Linked DNA regions of Homo sapiens: region 1 is linked to region 2. Evidence: chromatin contacts called from ENCODE Hi-C or POLR2A ChIA-PET data. All regions are on one chromosome and are shown on one strand. Each heading gives the region's core, a stretch centred on a gene start or an enhancer-like site at or near the end of the contact. The rest is flanking DNA. Distances are from core to core; before and after follow the strand shown.

Evidence for each region. Hi-C counts contacts between places; a loop is a spot of excess contacts on that map. ChIA-PET counts read pairs that join two places held with the same protein, here RNA polymerase II (POLR2A). Pooled maps may share reads with other maps.
Region 1: a loop to region 2 is called in a pooled map, with 7 times the contacts of the local background. The contact joins the enhancer-like site here to the promoter of LINC00705 in region 2. A Hi-C loop is called at or near these places in 1 of 168 maps with a recorded cell type or tissue (gastrocnemius medialis) and 6 of 50 pooled maps. POLR2A ChIA-PET finds 5 or more read pairs at or near these places in 1 of 52 experiments (activated CD4-positive, alpha-beta T cell).

The regions. Positions count from the first base shown.
Region 1 is chr10:3,094,182-3,099,080 of GRCh38, reverse strand. The region is part of intron 2 of PFKP (phosphofructokinase, platelet); the gene reads right to left. Among named protein-coding and RNA genes, the nearest start is that of PFKP, 29 kb to the right of the region's middle. RefSeq lists an enhancer at 2,731-3,930. Within about 2 kb of position 3,625, at least 20 of the 41 ENCODE cell types and tissues checked have a DNase peak (open chromatin) inside an H3K27ac peak, as active enhancers do; they include gastrocnemius medialis, where a contact is called at or near this core.
Region 2 is chr10:4,653,081-4,658,185 of GRCh38, reverse strand. LINC00705 (long intergenic non-protein coding RNA 705) reads right to left here and starts at 2,030. Exons shown (of 3, transcript NR_015425.1): 1 at 1,866-2,030. It overlaps MANCR (mitotically associated long non coding RNA), which reads left to right. Exons shown (of 4, transcript NR_024475.1): 3 at 461-585.

The DNA of each region.
Region 1 (4,899 bases), core at 2,376-4,875, 1.6 Mb after region 2:
AATGGGAACGTCTGCCTAGACTCAGCCTCACAGTGCAATGAGGAATCAAGCCATTCTCCTATGGCCCAGCGTTTCCCGAGAGGTTGAAAGGGTCGTGTTTCGCTAGAGGTTGAAAGGGGTCACTTTCACCCAACGTGTTTATCATACTTCAGCACAAACTCACAGGCACACAGCACTGTCGAGCACGGGACATACATGGGAGCATTTTGTCAGGGGCTCCGCCTGCCAAGGCACCCTGCGCCACTTGGGATGTATGTTGAATATTATTAAACAGCACAGCTGAATAATAATTGTCTGCCTTACCCTCCATTAATGACACGGTGCTGCATTAGGGAATCAGATATCAATATGTGAGGACACATTGATAGAAGAAGCCCAAGGACAATTACCTTTTTTTTTTTTTTTTTTGAGACGGAGTCTCACTCTGTCACCCAGGCTGGAGTGCAGTGGCGCGATCTCGGCTCACTGCAACCTGCCTCCCGGGTTGAAGTGATTCTCCTGCCTCAGCCTCCTGAGCAGCTGGGATTACAGGTGCCTGCCACTGCACCTGGCTAATTTTTGTAGCTTTTAGTAGAGACGGGGCTTCACCTTGTTGGCCATGCTGGTCTCAAACTCCTGACCTCATGATCCGCCTGCCTCAGCCTCCCAAAGTGCTGGAATTACAGGCGTGAGCCACCGCGCCTGGCCAACAATTACCTTTCAATGCTAAATGCATCCCCATCTTTTTCTCCACGGAATATACAAGATCAGGAAATGCAGCAATGCCCACGGGTAACTTCATCTACATAACTCACTTTCCACAGCATTTAATCTTAAGAAGGAATAACTATTAAGGATTTAGAAAAGTTCATGATAGATTATTGTTGGATCCATAAGCCCACCTTAGTGAAGGTCCGGAGGACAGAAAAAAGAAAGGTTTTTAAAATTGAAATGACTCATAGATTATGGAGTTCTATATATAAATTAATCAATAGTGCAGGCACCTTGATAGCTGGCCAATTTGTATACTTATATTTATAAATTTCTACCAGAAATATTATATATATATGTGTGTTTATTTTATTTTATTTTTGAGACAGAGTCTTGCTCTGTTGCCCAGGCTGGAGTGCAGTGGCACGATCTCGGCTCACTGCAACTTACATCTCCCAGGTTCAAGCAATTCTCCTGCCTCAGCCTCCAGAGTACTTGGGATTACAGGAACACACTACCACATCTGGCTAATTTTGTTTTTGTTTTAAAGTAGTGACAGGGTTTCACCATGTTGGCCAGGCTGGTTTCCAACTCTTGACCTCAAGTGATCTGCCTGCCTGGGCCTCCCAAAGTGCTGGGATTACAGGCGTGAGCCACCATGCCTGGCCACATGTGTGTTTATAATTTAGTGTCATACATGTAATAAACAAGAAAGGAGAAAACAGTCTGGAATGGAACAGAACCCAAAACAGAGCTGGTTCATTTCAGCGCTGGCAGCCCCGTCTGCACCTCCCGAGACCCCCCAGGCACCCAGGCCCTGGCTCACAGGCTGGTACAGGGACTGCCCATCACCAGGCCCCCTACCTCCATGGCAAAACAGCAGAACATCTTCTAAACACAGCCCAGTCTCACTCTAGGGATTATTATTATTATTATTGTCTCCCCTTGCTCTGAAAACAGATTTCCCTTGCAGTGCAGATGAGCCCAGTGTAGCCGTCCCCCGGAGGGCGAGGGTGAGCAAGTGTGAGGTCGGATGCAGACCTCGCCTCTGCACAGGGCACCCTGGGAGGCACCGTTTATGTTCTGTCCTGCTGCGGATGCTCTGTCCACACAAGGACTCACTGGTAACAGACGGTCATGTGCAAAGCCATGAATGACTCTTGGAGGCCATAATCCTCAGAATATTGTAAGTACAATAGGTAGGTAGGCGGGTGGGTGGATACATAAATAAAGAGATAACCTAGCCTTGGGGTTGCAGTTTCAGTGATCTCTACCACCCCAAACTCCCAGGTTTTTTTGTTTTTTGTTTTTTTGAGACGGAGTCTCGCTGTGTCACCCAGGCTGGAGTGCAGTGGCGTGATCTTGGCTCATTGCAAGCTCCGCCTCCCGGGTTCCTGCCATTCTCCCACCTCAGCCTCCTTAGTAGCTGGGACTACAGGCACCCGCCACCACGCCCGGCTAATTTTTTGTATTTTTAGTAGAGACGGGGTTTCACCGTGTTAGCCAGGATGGTCTCGATCTCCTGACCTCGTGATCCGCCCGCCTCGGACTCCCAAAGTGCTGGGATTACAGGCATGAGCCGCCGCACCCGGCCTCCCAGGTTTCTGCTAAGAATTATGCTTCATTCTGCAAGCACAACAGAGCGCTCCATTCTTCAGGTCTGGGAGCAACACTGAACAAACTGCCATCTGCAGTGATCCTGACTTTCCAGATTGACTTCCATGAAGCTCGGGGGGGCAAGGAAACAAGGAAGCAGGCATGTAGCCTGGGCCACCGTGAAACGGACCCTTCTTAGAGGCACGACCTCCCATCCTCCAAGCCCACATCTCAGGAGGAGAGAAAAGATGACCCATGATGGGGCCTGAACTGCAGCAGAAACCGGGACCTCCCTGAGAGGACTGGGATGTAGAGCGGCCGTAAACCTGGGGCTCCGGCAAAACTGAAACAGACAGTTCCTACATTCCCACACCCAGAGCTGTTGCGGTCATTTCTGTGCATGCAGTTTTTTGGTAAATAAAGAGACCGGGGGGAAGGTGCCAGTTCCGGCCGCCACCCTGCTGAAGAGGATGCCAAGGCCGCTGCAGCATCCTGAGGCCGTCTCAGGCCCAGGAGTCAACCATGCACCCCTAACGGCATCAGCTTTCAGAGTATTCCTGGAGCACGCGCTATCCCGGACGCTGCTTCCAAGTCAACCGCCACCCAGCATTTTACTAGTTAATATGCCATAGTGGGAACCATACAATTTCCTTTCCCTGCATGAGTTCACAGAATTTAAATACGGATTTAATCAAACATGTTAACGAATCCTCTTGCTTCTGGAGTAGTAAGAAAACTGCTCTGCAAACCACAACATTTTGAAAAGTAAAATGTTCTCTGAAAGTAATTTCATTATTTTGTGTTGCATAGATGCATGTGGCAAAGAAAGCCATTAAAAAATAGAAAGGGAGGGCTTTCTGAGTGCCACCTCCAATGCTCCCTGTCTAGTGCATGCGTGAGCTAAGTTGCTAGGAAATGACTCATTCTTTAATTTGCAAAGTCACGACGCCCATGGAACATGTGAAAAGCAACTACCAGCCGCAGTTCTAAGCCGTCTTTCACCAACAAGGAAGATATTACTAAATTAGGAAGACTCATTTTGCCCAAACGTACTACAACGTAGAAATTCAGATGAGTTTTCTCTTTTGAAGTCTTCTTAGAAGGCTGAATATTTATCTTACTACAGCCAAAGCCCAGACGTTTCCTAAAACACCCTTTTGGAATTTGCCTTCCAAGCCAGTTTTATGACTCACATAGGAAAAACAGAGCATAAAACCTTTAACCTTATCTCAGTTTTTTGGCCAAAGTAACATTCTCTGTCTTGTTGACTCTGACTCACAAGATGAACCTTAGAGCTCCTCGTTGGCTGTATCGGATCCATCGTCGGACAGAATTTTTTACGTTGAGTCATTCGATCACATCTAAGAACATGCCACAGGCTCTGAAGTCATTTCAACTTATTCGAAATTGTTTTGAGCTGTGTCAAAATAACCAGCCTTCTAACCATGTAGGAGATCATTCTATATGTAGAGGTGGTTTTGACTAGAATTTTTAGGCAATCGCCGAATCCATCATAAATGGAGTAAGCTAGTTCACCTATGCGCGTAGTTCACCTATGGGTGGCTTTCTCGGACGTCTCATATGTAAGTTTTTTTTTTTAAAGTTACAGACAAAGGGAAATTATACCGTTGTGTTGCAGCAGTAGGCTTTTTCTTTCAGAATGCTTGTTGCATGGGTCCATGTGTCTTCTCAACTGGATAATGCTTTTTTCCAATCTGATTTCCTGAATTCTTCACTCAACTAACTCCAAATGGTGAACATTCCAACTACCAGAATAAAACAAGCTCCTAGAGATAACAGACTTTAAAAGTGCCTTCCAGATAGTGTTATCACCAGCTTCCTGCAGACATAGTTACTGCATCCAGAGATGTAGGGGCTTTGCTGCTTCTGAGTAAATACTATTTTTTTTGTTTCCTACAGAATCAAGCTTTCCCTAGTTTAATCCTTTTCCCTCCCCCACAGAACCTAAAGCTACAACATTCCTTAATAAATTAAAGCATTTCACTTTTAGAATTCAGAGCATGCATGCAGAGGTCAGCTCTGAACGGCTCTCTAGGCTTAGACTTGGGAAACACCAGCGTTCCAAACTAGGTGTGCGAGAAAGAGAGGCGGCAGGAATTTCACTATGTCAATGGTTTTCAAAGGCCAGGAATCGTGGCTTTATCCTGTCTCTAGGAAATTCAGAGGCAGAGCCTGAGATTAAACAGCCCCACACCAACACACATCCCAAGCCCTGCTCACCTCCCCACCAACACTCTGAAGGAACGCTCTTGTCCAGAGACCCTACCAATCACCCCAGCAAAGCACCCTCACTGATTTCATTACTTGATAGAAAATTTCTATAGAGCAGCCTCAGGATTTCTTCTTGGGAGACTCAGTCAACTGTAAAATTCTAAAATAGGTTAGCACACGACACACCATCATGTGGTCCTGCACTTGCTTCTTTGGAAGACCAATAATGCAACAGCATGATGTATTTAGCCCTCTGGCATCACAGATTTCTTTAAGCCAAAGCTAAGAGTGCACAATTCCGGTAAGTTGTACAACCAACAGCCCCAGCAGGAGCGAGGCCGGTCGCCCTTCCTCCCCTGTAGAGAGAGGGTCCCAAGCACT
Region 2 (5,105 bases), core at 781-3,280:
TTATGTTAATATATTATTAAAAGGTCAGTTGTGAAACAGCTTCAGGCACTTCCTTCAGGAGCTATCCAGAAAAAGGCATTGTCATCATAGGAGATGCCAGCTTAATGCGTGACGTTGCCCCTGAAGACCTTCCAATGGGGCAAGAAATGTAGGTGGAAGACAGTGATAATGATCCTGACCCCGTGTAGGTGTAGGCTATTGTGTGGTTTGTGTTTTAGTTTTTAACAAAAAAGTTTAAAAATTAAAAAATTAAACAATATAAGAGCGCTTATAGAATACGGATATAAAAAGAGACAATATTTTTGTTCAGCTATACAGTGGATTTGTGTTTTCAGTGGAGTGTAATTACAAGAGTCAGAAAGTTAAAACAAAGTGAAAAGTTTATACTGTAAAAAAAGTTATAGTGGGCTAAGGTTAATTCATTATTGATGAGAGAAATTTTTTTGTACATTTTGTGTAGTCTAAGTGTACAGTGCTTGTAAAGTCTGCAGTAGCATACAGTAATGTCCAAGGCTTTCACATCCACTCACCACTCGCTCACTGACCCAGCCAGAGCAACTTCCAGTCCTGAAAGCTGCATTCATGGTGAGTGTCCTACACAGGTGCATCATTTTTATCTTTTATACCATATTTTTACTGTATCTTTTCTATGTTTAGATATGTAAATACCATTGTGTTACAATTGCCTACAGTATTCAGGACAATAACAGGCTGTACATGTTTGTTGCCTAGCAGCAGTAGGTGTGTAGTAGGCTCTTCTGTCTAGTTTTGTGAAAGTTCACACTATGATGTTTGCATAACAACAAAATCACCTATGGATGCGTTTCTCAGAATGTATCCCCATTGTTAAACGATGCATGGCTCTGTGTGTGTATGTGCAGGACTCTGTGTGTGTGGTATATGCATACCACATACGCACACATCCACACTATACTATGCACTCTACATATATACAACTACATAGGCAAATATAAAGCTGCATGTGCATAAATACACAAACAAACACACATACATATGTATAAAAGGTAATGTATTGATATTAATACTGACAATGTGTACTAAGCATATATTTATATACCCTTAAATGTATATTATTTTAATACATACTATATTATGTTATATACTAATACACTTTTTTAAAACTGAAAGAAATCTCGTTGCCAATTTGTGTTTCTAAATATGATGTCCATATTTTTTCTGATTTTATTACTATAGCTGTGATCACGTCATGTAACTTAATTTTGATGATGTTTCTCACAGTATAGTTTGAGGGTATCCAGCCTCAGATTATCTGAGGATGTAGCTCAAGATTTCCTAATTTTGCAAACAGCAAGCTTCCCAGGAGATTCTTAGATTCCTGCTAACAAAAGGCGGAGACTCACTGGACAGTTACTGAAGATAGACAGTAGGGGGCGGAAGGGCCCACGCTTCTTTGATATTGGTGGCTTTGGTTTTTCAGTGACGGGGGACACTTTGACTTCAGGTATGTTCTGCATTTAGAATTTTCAAATGAACGTTTCTTGTCTGTTCCCTTCTTTTTTCTGCCTCCAAACATAATGTCTATCATTGTAAAAGTAATAAAAAATCACTGAACAAAATTTGGAAAATACCAAATGAATAACAATAGAAATAAAGTAAAAAAAGAACCACTCAAATTCCCATCATCAAGAAATAAACATTCTGATAATATTTAATTTTATTTTCCTATATATATTGTGTGTGTGTATATATGTATGTGTATATATATACATATATTCAAAATGTATTATAACACAAAATGTATAAAATATATAATAGTATAAACAAAATTATATTATATATGTCATTTTCATGTCATATGTCAGATATAGCATATTAATACATACCCAGTTTTCTAAAATGCTGATCTCTTTGAAATATTCAATTATCAATTGTGTTTCTTTCCTCACTGAAGTTCCTTTTTACGACTTTTGGTAGTGAAGAGATAAAGTTCATTACAAAACATGCCAGGCTTAAGCAATTTTCCAAAGGGATTAACGAATTGCAGTGGCCGCAGGCTATGTAAAAATTTTTAAAAGGTGGTGTCTCTCATATTCTTCAGCATAACTTGGGTCACAGAAACCCAGGCATAAAAATTCATTGTGAACTCATATTCTACCATGGCCTGACACTGGTAAGTTATTTTGTTGCAAAAGCCTTAAGCAATTTGAGATGTCGAAGCACGTTTTCAAGAGTTAGCACATCTCCATTGTCTATAAACTGCATGCATATTTTATGCCTAAAAAATATTTCATCTTCTGATTTTCTAGCTTTCTTCTGCAGGTTGTTTTTTTTTTTTTAGAATATTTTTCAATCATTTTAATTCTCTATTGTAAAACTTGGAAATCTCTACTTATGGACTGCCAAGAACAGTCTGAAATTAAATCAATTTACTCTCACTCTTAGTGAATATTTTGGGAGTGCTAGGTATTGAATGTGTCCCCCAAAAGTTCATGTGTTAGAAATGTAATCCTTCTGCCCCTATGATGAGATGAATGGATGAATGAGGGCTCTGTTCTCATGACGGGATGAATGTTGCTGTCCCAGGAGTGGGTTTATTATCACAGCAGCGTTATTCTTGTGCCTGTGAGCTCTCCCTGGCTCCCTTGCTCCCACTCTGAGCATGTGATGCCCTCTGCCATGAGGTGAGGCAGCAAGAAGGCCCTCACAGATGCCGGCACTGTGGACTTCCAGCCTCTAGAACTATGAGCTAAATAAACTTTTTAATATAAATTACCTAGTTTGTCATCTTTTGTTACCAATAAGAAAAGGCAATAAGACCGGGAGGTTCTATTATGATGTCATTCATGGGAAAATGGTAGACAGGACAGAATCTTTGCTGGCTCCCTAGATACTGCCTTGGAATGTTACTCTTGGAAAACAGTGGCTACAGAGTGATGCCTTTCTCCATAACTTTAATTTACCTTAAGAAAAGCTTTGAGTGCTACTGAGTCGGGAATGAAAAACCTAGAGAATGTTCTGTCCTGTGGGAGCAAGGAGTATAGTTAGTCCCTGTATTACTACCCAAAGGGGCATGAGGCTTCACCCTCCTTGGGCTCCCTAGGGACTTATAATGCCTTCCTGTAATTATCGGGCCAGTTAATTTAATACTAATCCACTTAATTCAGTTAACATCAGATTTGTCCTAGGGATCTTGTTACATCCTTTTGTATACTAAAAGAGAAAAAGAAAAAAAAAAAGATTTGCTTCTCTTTCAATATTCCTGGGAAGTTGGATATCCACATGGAAAAGGCAGATCTCTAGTTCACAACAGATAAAAAATAAATTTTACTCAATGTGAAATTAAATGTAAAAAATAAAACTTCAACATTGTAGAAGAAAATATAGAAAAAGCTCTTTAGGTCTGTGAAGGAGAAAAGAATTATCGAAATCAGGCCATAAAGAAAAAGTACAAGTCATAAAGGCAATAAATATACAAATAGAGTTTAACCTCTGAAACACTTGACCGAATGTTCTGAGGTAAAAACAACAAACCAGCCATTGAAGGGAAGAACAGATTGACAGTGCATATAACACAGAAAGAAGTAGTAATCAAACTATTTAAAATTGCCTAATAAATCAAAAAGAAAAGACCAAAAAAGGAAAAAAAAAAACATTGAAGGATAAGAATAAGCAATTGACAGAAGAAGAATTTGTAATGGTCAATAAAGAGATGTAGTAATTTTTAAATTATAATAAACAATGGAAATAAACAGAATGCCCATTAGCAGGATAGGTGAATATACATATTTTTGTACGGTCATAAACTGGAGCGTATTATTCCCTAGATTTTTGTATTTCTGAAATTGTTTATTAAAATAGTCTTAGTCTCTCTAACAATTTAAACAAAGCCACTAAAAGGACCTGGTGCTATATTGTAAATTAAAATTTACATGCCAATGGAAAGAATTGAATTAAGCATAGTTCAGTTTGCATTTTTTTGAAGCAATGTATTTTTAAAGACAAAATAACTGAACTAAGATAACAATTTATATAAAAGAAAATGGCTGTTTCTGCTAAATAGCCTGTTGCATTTGAAATCTTTGCTATCTCTGTGGAGACCAGGAGCAATCTAAATGGAAATAAAGTAACTTTATAATTGTAAATGTGTATTTGAGTGAAAGCTAACTTTAGGGAATAGTAGAGAGTAAACTGGGTATTCACAGGTAAAGAGAGATAATTTCTAGAACAAAAAATGTCAGCCAGAAGAAATGGGCCAAATATTAGTGTCCTCGTTTGGATTTTAATGAAGTTGTCAAATTTATGGGCTATGATAACTTATAATGGGCAAAAGAATGTTAAGTAGTCTAGATGGGAGAGGGCAGAAATTACAACAACAAAAAAATTCAGACACCAAATGATGACACAATCTTCCAAATTATAAATCTGATCTCATTTTTATTCAGTGACATTTGATATCTCTCAACTTTCCACACTTTAATATATTCAGTAGTAAATTTGATAGGATTGAAAAAAATGACACTATAATTCCAAAGTCTTTTGCATAGATCATTTCTGAGAATCTGTGCCTAACCTAACCTCATTTCCAGAAACTTCTCAAGCTGCCCCATGTCTCAGGTGAGTAGAATGGAAAAAAAGACGCGATTAACTGCTCTAATATTTTATTTAAATTTAATATAAGCATTTGCCATTAGTTTACAAGTAAATGCTTTAATACGTCAAGATTCGTAGAGAAGATTCTGAATCTTGAATTTTGTCGATGACTCAGTGTTATGGAAAATCTAGAACAGCAGGGTCCCACCTCATGGTGACAAGAGATGGAATGTCCTAATCGTTTAATTATTGGTTGTAAAACCTATCCCTTGCAAAAACAGGGAGGCTTTTACGACGGCATTGTGTCTGCCTGCTAGCGCCCCAGGCAGCTTCGCAGAGCTTCCCAGTGCTGATGAGATGGTGGAGACTGCTTTTGTGATGATTTTCCAGAGTTTGTTTATTCATTTGTTCAAATAACATTGACTATGTGGAAATGATTATTTGGTGCCATTAAGAGATTGATTGTGTCTCATTCTTAAAAGTTATAGACTTTATAAACAAATGTTATCATTATATTAAATACTAATTTAAAA